3 separate regions of the Homo sapiens genome follow, and all the other regions are linked to region 3. The links are chromatin contacts, found by Hi-C or POLR2A ChIA-PET in ENCODE. All regions are on one chromosome and are shown on one strand. Each heading gives the region's core, a stretch centred on a gene start or an enhancer-like site at or near the end of the contact. The rest is flanking DNA. Distances are from core to core; before and after follow the strand shown.

Region 1 (2,700 bases), core at 132-2,631, 1.2 Mb before region 3:
GGAAGACTCTTACCAGATAGTAAGACAGCTGAGTTTTCCTCAGTTTTCTCGTCTTAACACTAGTGGACAATTCTAGCATTTTGTTTGGAGGATTTCAGAGTTAACCTCATGGAATTCAGGATTTTTTAGCAAGTTTGCTTTTGGTTTTATCTTGGCTTTTAGTAATCATGTTGGCTGGTCTGGTCACAGGTGACTGTGAAACAGATGCCCTGGTCTTGCTTTCATCACTCTAGGATCATGAAGTGCTATGCTATTTCCTGGTTATGAATATTAAGGTTGGAATTACATTTTTATTGATTGTTTGGATCAGAGCTCAGTTCCTGTAGAAAACGAACTGTAAAAGACCATGCAAGAGGCAAAATAAAACTTGAAGTGAATGCTTGTCGTGTTGTATTGTGTGAATCTATTTCCTGTCTGCCCCCTCCCTTTTCTCCTCTTTCATGCCTCACCTACAAGCAGGTATTCTCTCCTCTCCACAGCTGTTCCAAGTTAGAGATTGGATCTTGAAGGCAGCCCTCCCCTACCTCCATCACCAGTAAGACTTCCAGATTTTCATTAAGACAAGAGCTAAGAAAAGTAGACTAGTTTTTAGCCAAGCCACCCCACCCTCTTGCCACAGTTATAACCTGGATGTGAAATAGGGCCTCTAGTTTGAGTTTTGCCATCTATTAGGATAGAAAGCACACAGTTTGCCTGATTCTTAAAAGGCGAAAGATGGCGCGAGTAGCATAAACTGACAAAATAATCCACGGCGCAAAGATACTCCTGGATGATTTGGAATTAAAAGCTCAAAAAGCGTGGGTGGGCCAGGAACAGCCAACACACATGAGCTAACTAGTCCTCTGCTAGCAAGTGCCAGCAGCTAAGTCTCAGTGAAGGCATAGCAAGTTGCGGGGTCTTTAGAGCAGGAAGAATTAAGAGAGGCTTAGCCGAGAGGACAGACAGGACAGACGTGTTGGGATGGAAATTCCTAAGGCTCCTCGGCTCTCTTGAGGCAAAGACAATCTGAGTGCATTTCCTTTGCTTGTAGCAGAAAAGCACTGCCCTGAACCCCACCTTTGCTGGGAGGAGTAAGAAGGGTTTACATTTTTATATCTATAACTCCTTTAACGAAAGCTTACCCTGGGTTGGAAGAGTGGGAGACACTCTTCCGACACAGAGCGAGGAGCTTGGGGAAGTGGACACCCTCATGGTCGTGGAAATGAGCAAGGATGTTAACATAAACCCCAAATCCATTCTTCTGTGATGTTACTTCCTTTCTCTTCGGTCTTGATAAAATATGAGCAGAAGCTGCGGGCTCCGGGTAGGGCTGCGGGGTCTCGGCGCCTTTTCTTTTCCAGGACTGTGCGTCTCCTTTAATGGGCGGGGCCGGAACTGGCCGAGGGTCCCCGGCTTTGTGCGTGTCGGGGGCGGAGTTTGAAGAAGGCTCTTACAGCATGGCCGCCGGTACTGCAGCTGCCTTAGCGTTTTTGAGTCAGGAGAGCCGAACGCGGGCCGGGGGTGTCGGGGGCCTACGGGTCCCGGCCCCGGTCACTATGGACAGTTTTTTCTTCGGTATTAGTGAAGGGAGAGGCTGAGGGTGGTACTGGGGCGGTAAGAGGTAGGGATGTGAGGCGGGAATGCGGAGGGTTTCAAGGCGTGGGTGTGGGCGGAGGGCTGCTTCGCTGTTCCCGCAGGAGAGGGGGCCTCGCACGCACAGCCAAAGGGGGTGGCGAGATCCCTGCCCCAGATGTGTTGGGCGGGGCCCACGGCAGAGCGTCCCAGGTGTTCTGAGAGAAGAGACGGAGGTGGACGTGTAAATGACCCGTCCGCCCAAGGTTACACGTGACGGCGGGTTGGTGACATCCCCCGCTGCCCAGCCCCGTACACACGCTCAGGCATACTCACTGTTATTTCTACCAGGCTGTGAGCTCTCCGGCCACACCCGCTCCTTCACCTTTAAGGTAGAGGAAGAGGATGATGCGGAGCACGTGCTGGCACTAACCATGGTGAGGGGCAGGGGAGTGGGGTTTTAATGAATAAGCCCAGGCAGGCAATATAGGTCTCTACCCAACCTCCGGATCCCCTTTACTTGGAGACACATCCTCAGCCTAACCCCCCGGCATGGGCGGCTCCCCTGGCCAGGTGAACCGGGACCTCTGAGGCTGGGCAGGTGCTAGGGTAGATGCCTTTAGTTGTGGTGTCAACCCTCACTTGAGGAGACCCTGAGGCCCTGTGTACCGTTCCCAGCTCTGCCTCACCGAGGGAGCCAAAGACGAGTGTAATGTGGTAGAAGTTGTGGCCCGGAACCATGACCATCAGGAGATCGCAGTCCCTGTGGCCAACCTCAAGCTGTCCTGCCAACCCATGGTGAGTTCCCCAGCTCTGCCTTGGTGGTGGTGGTGGTGGTGGTGAGGGGATTGAGGACGTTAGCACTCATTACAGTGTGGGGTGGGCTAGGAGTGGGCCAGGCCTTCATCCTTGTCTTCCTCCCAGCTCAGTCTGGATGACTTCCAGCTCCAACCACCTGTAACCTTCCGCCTGAAGTCGGGCTCTGGCCCTGTGCGGATCACTGGGCGGCACCAGATTGGTGAGAAGAGGGGAGGGCCCTCTCCTTTGCTTCCAGTGGACTCTCCCATCAGGCTTCCCCCACTCCGCACTCCTGCCCCATCCCACCCTCATCTCCCAGTGCAGCCCTGTACAGGTCTGTGTGCCCTCCAC
Region 2 (2,700 bases), core at 24-2,523, 2.0 Mb before region 3:
ACCCTAAAGCTACTTGAGGGTTACTCTCAGCTCCCCGGAGAAACTGCAGGCCATGGCCGAGAAGCTCCTCTTAATGTCCCACTGCACAATTCCTCCCTGCTGGGGTCCCAGAGTCTCCACCATTTATTTCCAACTGGAGGTGGGAAGCTGTCGGCCCCTTCAATCCTAAGCCAAACCATGGTTCTCTCTACCTAATGCCCTAAAGCGAAGCAACTGCAGAGCTAGGAGGAAGCTCTGCACGGAGAAAGAGAACAGTGCAGAGTAAGCAAAAAGTTTATCAGGAAGAGCTGCTCCGTCAAACTTCAAAAGCAAAAGCTTTGCCCTGATACGACGTCTGAGCTAATCGGGAAGGTATCAAAAGGAGACCTCCTCCTCTCTCCACAAGCACCAGGCCCTCATCTTTGGCCCTCCTACCCACCACAGGAGAGCCCTGGGCCCCCCGAACCCCCCATTCTATGCAGTCTCGTGCCCTCTGAGCTTCTTCGGCTTCGCTCCTCCAAAGCCCTCTCAAATGCTCCCCAGGCCCCGCCTCGCCTCTCCCATCCCACTTCGGCCGCCCCCGCTTGGCTTCCCCTCGCCCACTAATGACCCCCTACAGGCGCCCCCTCTTTTCACCACGTTTACAGTTCCCTCGCTCCTGCCGTTCCCCCCTCTGCTCCTACACACACCCCCAGTCCTCACTCTATTCTCCTAATCCCGGTTAACCCCTCAGTACCCACGGGCTCCGTTAACCCCTTTGTCCCCATTCCCAACTTGAGCCTTAACTCCTTCCCTCGCAGCAAGAAGCCCTCCTTCTGAGTGCTTTAACCATTCTCTACCCCTCCTCCCACCTCCCACAAATTACTTCGCCCTCGGCGCTTTAACCCTTTCCAGCCCGCGCCTGTCCGTCTCCCCGCGGCCCAGAGCATACCAGTACTTGACGATAGCGGTAACCTGGAGCGGGTTCGGCTGGTCAGGGTAAAGGCGGCGGCACTCTCCGTAGATGGCGTGCAGTCCCGGGGGAAAGAGCGAAGCGAAGGCCGGGGGGGCAGTCGGGCCAGGGGCCGGGGGCGCGGTGGGGCCGGGGGCGCCGCTAGGCCGCAGCTCCGCCATCGGGGTGCGTAGGGCAGGCACTGGGGGAACTGGAGAGGGCAAACGACGGGGAGAGCACTGACGGGCCAGCGGGCGGACTCGGTGGGTGAGACTCCCCGAGGCGATGGGGGCTGCAGCGAGGTCTAGCTCCGCGCCTGCGCACGGCGCACTGTCCGCCCAGGCTGTCGCCGCCGCCGAGTCTGCCAGAGGGTGCCTCGGGGCGGCGGGGCGCTAAGGGGGGCGGGGCGCCGGCGCACCCTATCCAAGCACCCATTGGCTAATGTCTGTGCCAGTCACAGGCAGGGAAGGTGTGACTTGACAATAGGCCCCGCCTCCCCTCCCTGTGTTGGGAGTGTCCCAAGGCTCTTGGTCTCCCCCTAGTGTTAGGAGGAACCCAAGTTTAGAGATGCTGAGCACCCTCTGAGGTGCTAAGGTCCCACGAAAGCAGCGAGAAGTGCGCCAACAAAGGATTTGTTACTGTTTTGCTGACGCGCTGCTAACTAGGATTTAAACATAAATCTGACAATGGATTGATTCATTCATCCATGGGGCGTTAGTATTAATAGATGATAATAAATCTAATGTTTTCTAGGGCTATTGACAAAAAGGTCCCTGAAATTTCAAGGGGGCTGGGGGAGAACATAATCCAGAGAAAAAAATGCACTGGGCTCATTTGAAAGCAGTGACACATAACCTCTCTTCACCTCCATTTTCTCAACCATCAGTGTCAATTCTAGCTCGTTATGAAAATTAAAGAGATACTCGAGCAGTTTCTGAAACCCTTAGATGATGTTTTAATGACCAAAAGATTACCTATACCAGTAGTTCCAATTGCCAATCTTCGGATCAATGTTAGCCTGTTATGCAGAAAAAAAGAAAATGCAAAAGGCAACGACAATGTACAGGTTTTTAAACTTAAAGCTAATTTTATGCAATTTAAATTGTTTTCCTTTGTTGTAGGAATATGTCCTCTCGCGTACGTGTGTTAACATTTCCTTTTTGTTAGAGTGTGAGGTGCTAGGAGATGTTTATTAAAGTCTTACAGACCCAAATAAAAACATGAGAACCTTATATTGTCTAAGGGAACGTCGGGGGGAGTGGCAGGGCTGATCTGCAAAATCCAAACATCCATGAATTACGACCAATCCAAACCGAACTACAGACAAGTACTCGAGAAGACTACATACCTCAGCATGCACTGCGAACTCCTTCAAAGGGACTACAGATCCAGGCATGCAACATGACCATCAACCTGTGTCTCTGGCTGTTTAATCTAGGGAGACCACAAATCCCAGGGTACTGCGCATTGGAAATGCGACTCCCAATCTTAAACTAGGCGGGCAACAAAGCAAGCTAGATCGCTAACCCAGGCGCAAAGCTTGCTGGGGATTGTAGTTCTTCAGAGGCGAGGTCGGGCCGCTCCCTCGCCGCCCTGAACCGGCGGCTAGACTGCGCATGCGTGTCAGTGGCGCTAGCGGCGGACCCGGCTGGGCAGTTCCTTCCCCAGAAGGAGAGATTCCTCTGCCATGGAGTCCTACGATGTGATCGCCAACCAGCCTGTCGTGATCGACAACGTGAGTTGCGTCTTTCCTATCTATAAGGGGACTTGGGCTCTCCTCCTCGAAAGGA
Region 3 (2,700 bases), core at 37-2,536:
ACTGAAGCAAGCAGAGTCAAGTAATGACCTCTCACCATGGTTTTTTGTTTTAGTTTTTAATTTTGCAGAGACTAGCTCTCACCACGTTTCCCAGGCTGGTCTTGAACTCCTGGACTCAAGCAATCCTCCCACCTCGGCCTCCCAAAGTGCTGGGATTACAGGCATGAGCCACCCCCGCCGGCCTTGGCTTCTCACTTTGAACAAGGCTTATGCCTTCAGCCTCATCACTGATTTCACACAGACGATATTACTCCTTCCATTCACCTGCCTGACCCTTCTAGGCAACTAACTCTTTATGAGGAAGAAGATGGGAACCCAGAGATTCATAGCTCAAGTTTAATCATTCCCTCATCCCTCAAGCTACAGAACTAGCTGGCTGTAGCACCAAGAACCACTAAGAACTCAAACCCCTTAAAGGCTGGAAGACCAGACTACTCCTTCAACTGGAATCCAGAGATGGGAGAGGCCAATCTCTAATTGACCCAATTCTGCCACACCTTCAAACAAGTATAGGAAAGAAAAATGAGTGTCCTAAATCCAACAGAAAATTAAGCTTTCGGAATTTACCTCTCTTCCCCTCCTCGCTGCTGTATATCCTGCAGTTTCTCAACGAACTCATGAAATTTCATTTCTTCCCTGTTGGACCTCGGCTTAAAGTTCTGGAAATTGGCCATCTTCTTCTCATCATAGTACAAGAACTTGTGGGTGCTGGCACTGTACACAGAGAAGTCTCCATTGCCAATATTCTCTTGCAGGTATTCAAGGTCCCATTTCAGGGCAGGATACACAAGATTTGTGTCGGTCAGCACCACAGGCTCCTAAATGAAAACAACAGGTGAAAAACACCAAATGAAGTAATGCCAAGGAGCCGGTGGGTTGGCCTCCATGATCCCAACTACTTCTCAACTTCAGAATAATTTCTCCTGTTAATCAGCACGAACCCCTAAGTTCCGTATCTCCTCGCCTTTCTCTCCATCTTCCCATAGGCCCTAGTCTAGAGCCCTGCCAGTCTCCCATCTCTTTCACCATTCACCTCTGACCTCTCAACCGGGTACCTTCCTCCTCTCCCTTTAGACGCGGCCCCGCCCCCCACCTCATTCTCAATAAGCTCCTCTGCCCGGGGGTCGCTCTGACTCAGACGCGGAATGGGCCTAGTCGGGAAGCTATAACTGCGCAACTGGGATTCATCCCAGGCGGGGCCGAGGGCTCCAGCCTCCTCCCGGGGCTCTCCAGAGCCAGAGGCCACAGCCTCCGCCGCTGTCGCCGCCATCTCCGCCGCCAGGGACGGCCCCCACCGGAACCGGAAGCTCCGCCTATTCCGGACCCCAAAAAAAAAAAAACAAAAAAACCACACACCCAACGGAAACCATAGAGATGAGCTGCGAGAGAGAGCGGTCCAGAGACATAAAGAACGCGGAGCCGAGGCCTGAGGGTGCGCCTCCTAATGGTAGTATGCAGCTCTACATCCTAGGCTCCACTGCTGAAGAAATGGGGCTAGACACTAGTCCCACGGAATAGGGACGACCTGGTAGAGCAAAACACAAAAAAAGTTGCCCCATGTGCCCGAGTCTACACAAGAGTCAAAGAAGGAAGCAAGTTCAGTTAGGCATTAAACTTTACACTCATGAATGGGGAGAAAAGCAAACTCTTGACCCACCTAAAGAAGTCAGAAGGAAAAGCAGTGATCACATTGGTAGATGTAGAGCAAAGGCTGACTGAAGGCTTAGGCAAAAGATATACAGCAAGTTGAATTCTTTCAAAATCAAAGACAGTTTTCTTTTGTTTAGCATCATTTGATTTTTCTGCCTATATCACCATGTCTCCTACTTGAATATATGTTTGCCGTGAATCGAATGTTATTAGAGGCCAACCATGGACATCTCACATTTTCAAACAATCTATACTGATTATAAAAGGCCATATTAATACCTCTATTGCTTACTTGGACAGTTCTTATGGCTGGCTGTGAGAGGCCCAATTCTAAGATGTATCCCAAGATTTGTACCCTACGGTGTACACATCCTGTATACATTTCTCCCCTTAAAAGAAAACACGACTGTGAATATGATAGAGCATCACTCCTGTAATTAGGTTAGCTTATATGACAAGGATGTAATTAAAGTCCCTAATCAATTAACTTTAAGGCAGTCAAAAAGAGGTGATTTATCCTGGTGGGCTTCATCTTATCACTCTAGCCCTTTAAATCAGGGCTAGAGGTCAGAGACAGAATCTAAGAGATTTGAAGCCACAGCACAGCTGTCCTGTTCACCTTGAAGGAGCAAACTGCCATATGGCAGGAAATGGCAGGTGGACTCTAGGAGCTGAGAAAGGCTCCTGGGTGACAGCCAACAAGAAAGTGGGCACCTTAATCCTACAAATGCAAGTAACTGAATTCTGGCAACAACCACTGAACTTGGGAAAGGACACACACGGAGCCTCAGATGAGATCGCTAACCCAGCCAACACCTTGATTTCAGCCTGATAAGACCCTGAGCTGAGGACTCAGCCAACCAGTACCTGGACTCATGGAATATGTGAGAAAATAAATTGGTGTTTTGGGCTGCTAAATTTACAGTAATTTGTTATGCAGTAATAGAAATGAATGCACTGGCTTAACTATGTAATTATGCTACATAGTAACCATGCTACACCAAACCGATAATAGGGCTACCTCTGTGGAAGTGTTTGAGGCTGCAGGGG

Evidence for each region. A loop is a pair of places that touch in the nucleus more often than their neighbours do. ChIA-PET counts read pairs that join two places held with the same protein, here RNA polymerase II (POLR2A). Pooled maps may share reads with other maps.
Region 1: a loop to region 3 is called in a pooled map, with 4 times the contacts of the local background. The contact joins the promoter of NPM3 here to the promoter of HIF1AN in region 3. A Hi-C loop is called at or near these places in 4 of 50 pooled maps. POLR2A ChIA-PET finds 5 or more read pairs at or near these places in 2 of 52 experiments (B cell and activated B cell).
Region 2: a loop to region 3 is called in a map of CD8-positive, alpha-beta T cell, with 11 times the contacts of the local background. The contact joins the promoter of SUFU here to the promoter of HIF1AN in region 3. A Hi-C loop is called at or near these places in 1 of 168 maps with a recorded cell type or tissue (CD8-positive, alpha-beta T cell), 4 of 37 single-sample maps with no recorded cell type and 8 of 50 pooled maps.

What each region holds. Positions count from the first base shown.
Region 1 is chr10:101,782,127-101,784,826 of GRCh38, reverse strand. It overlaps NPM3 (nucleophosmin/nucleoplasmin 3), which reads left to right and starts at 1,381. Exons shown (of 6, transcript NM_006993.3): 1 at 1,381-1,554; 2 at 1,903-1,988; 3 at 2,230-2,349; 4 at 2,476-2,569. The coding sequence starts at 1,437. It overlaps OGA (O-GlcNAcase), which reads left to right. Exons shown (of 16, transcript NM_012215.5): 16 at 1-377. RefSeq lists an enhancer at 1,814-2,453.
Region 2 is chr10:102,502,545-102,505,244 of GRCh38, reverse strand. SUFU (SUFU negative regulator of hedgehog signaling) reads right to left here and starts at 1,273. Exons shown (of 12, transcript NM_016169.4): 1 at 911-1,273. The coding sequence starts at 1,092. It overlaps ACTR1A (actin related protein 1A), which reads left to right and starts at 2,533. Exons shown (of 11, transcript NM_005736.4): 1 at 2,533-2,645. The coding sequence starts at 2,598. RefSeq lists enhancers at 1-86, 2,555-2,654 and silencers at 379-673, 988-1,457, 2,135-2,204.
Region 3 is chr10:100,534,529-100,537,228 of GRCh38, reverse strand. It overlaps HIF1AN (hypoxia inducible factor 1 subunit alpha inhibitor), which reads right to left and starts at 1,286. Exons shown (of 8, transcript NM_017902.3): 1 at 1,094-1,286; 2 at 568-818. The coding sequence starts at 1,270. RefSeq lists enhancers at 1,307-1,366, 1,437-1,526.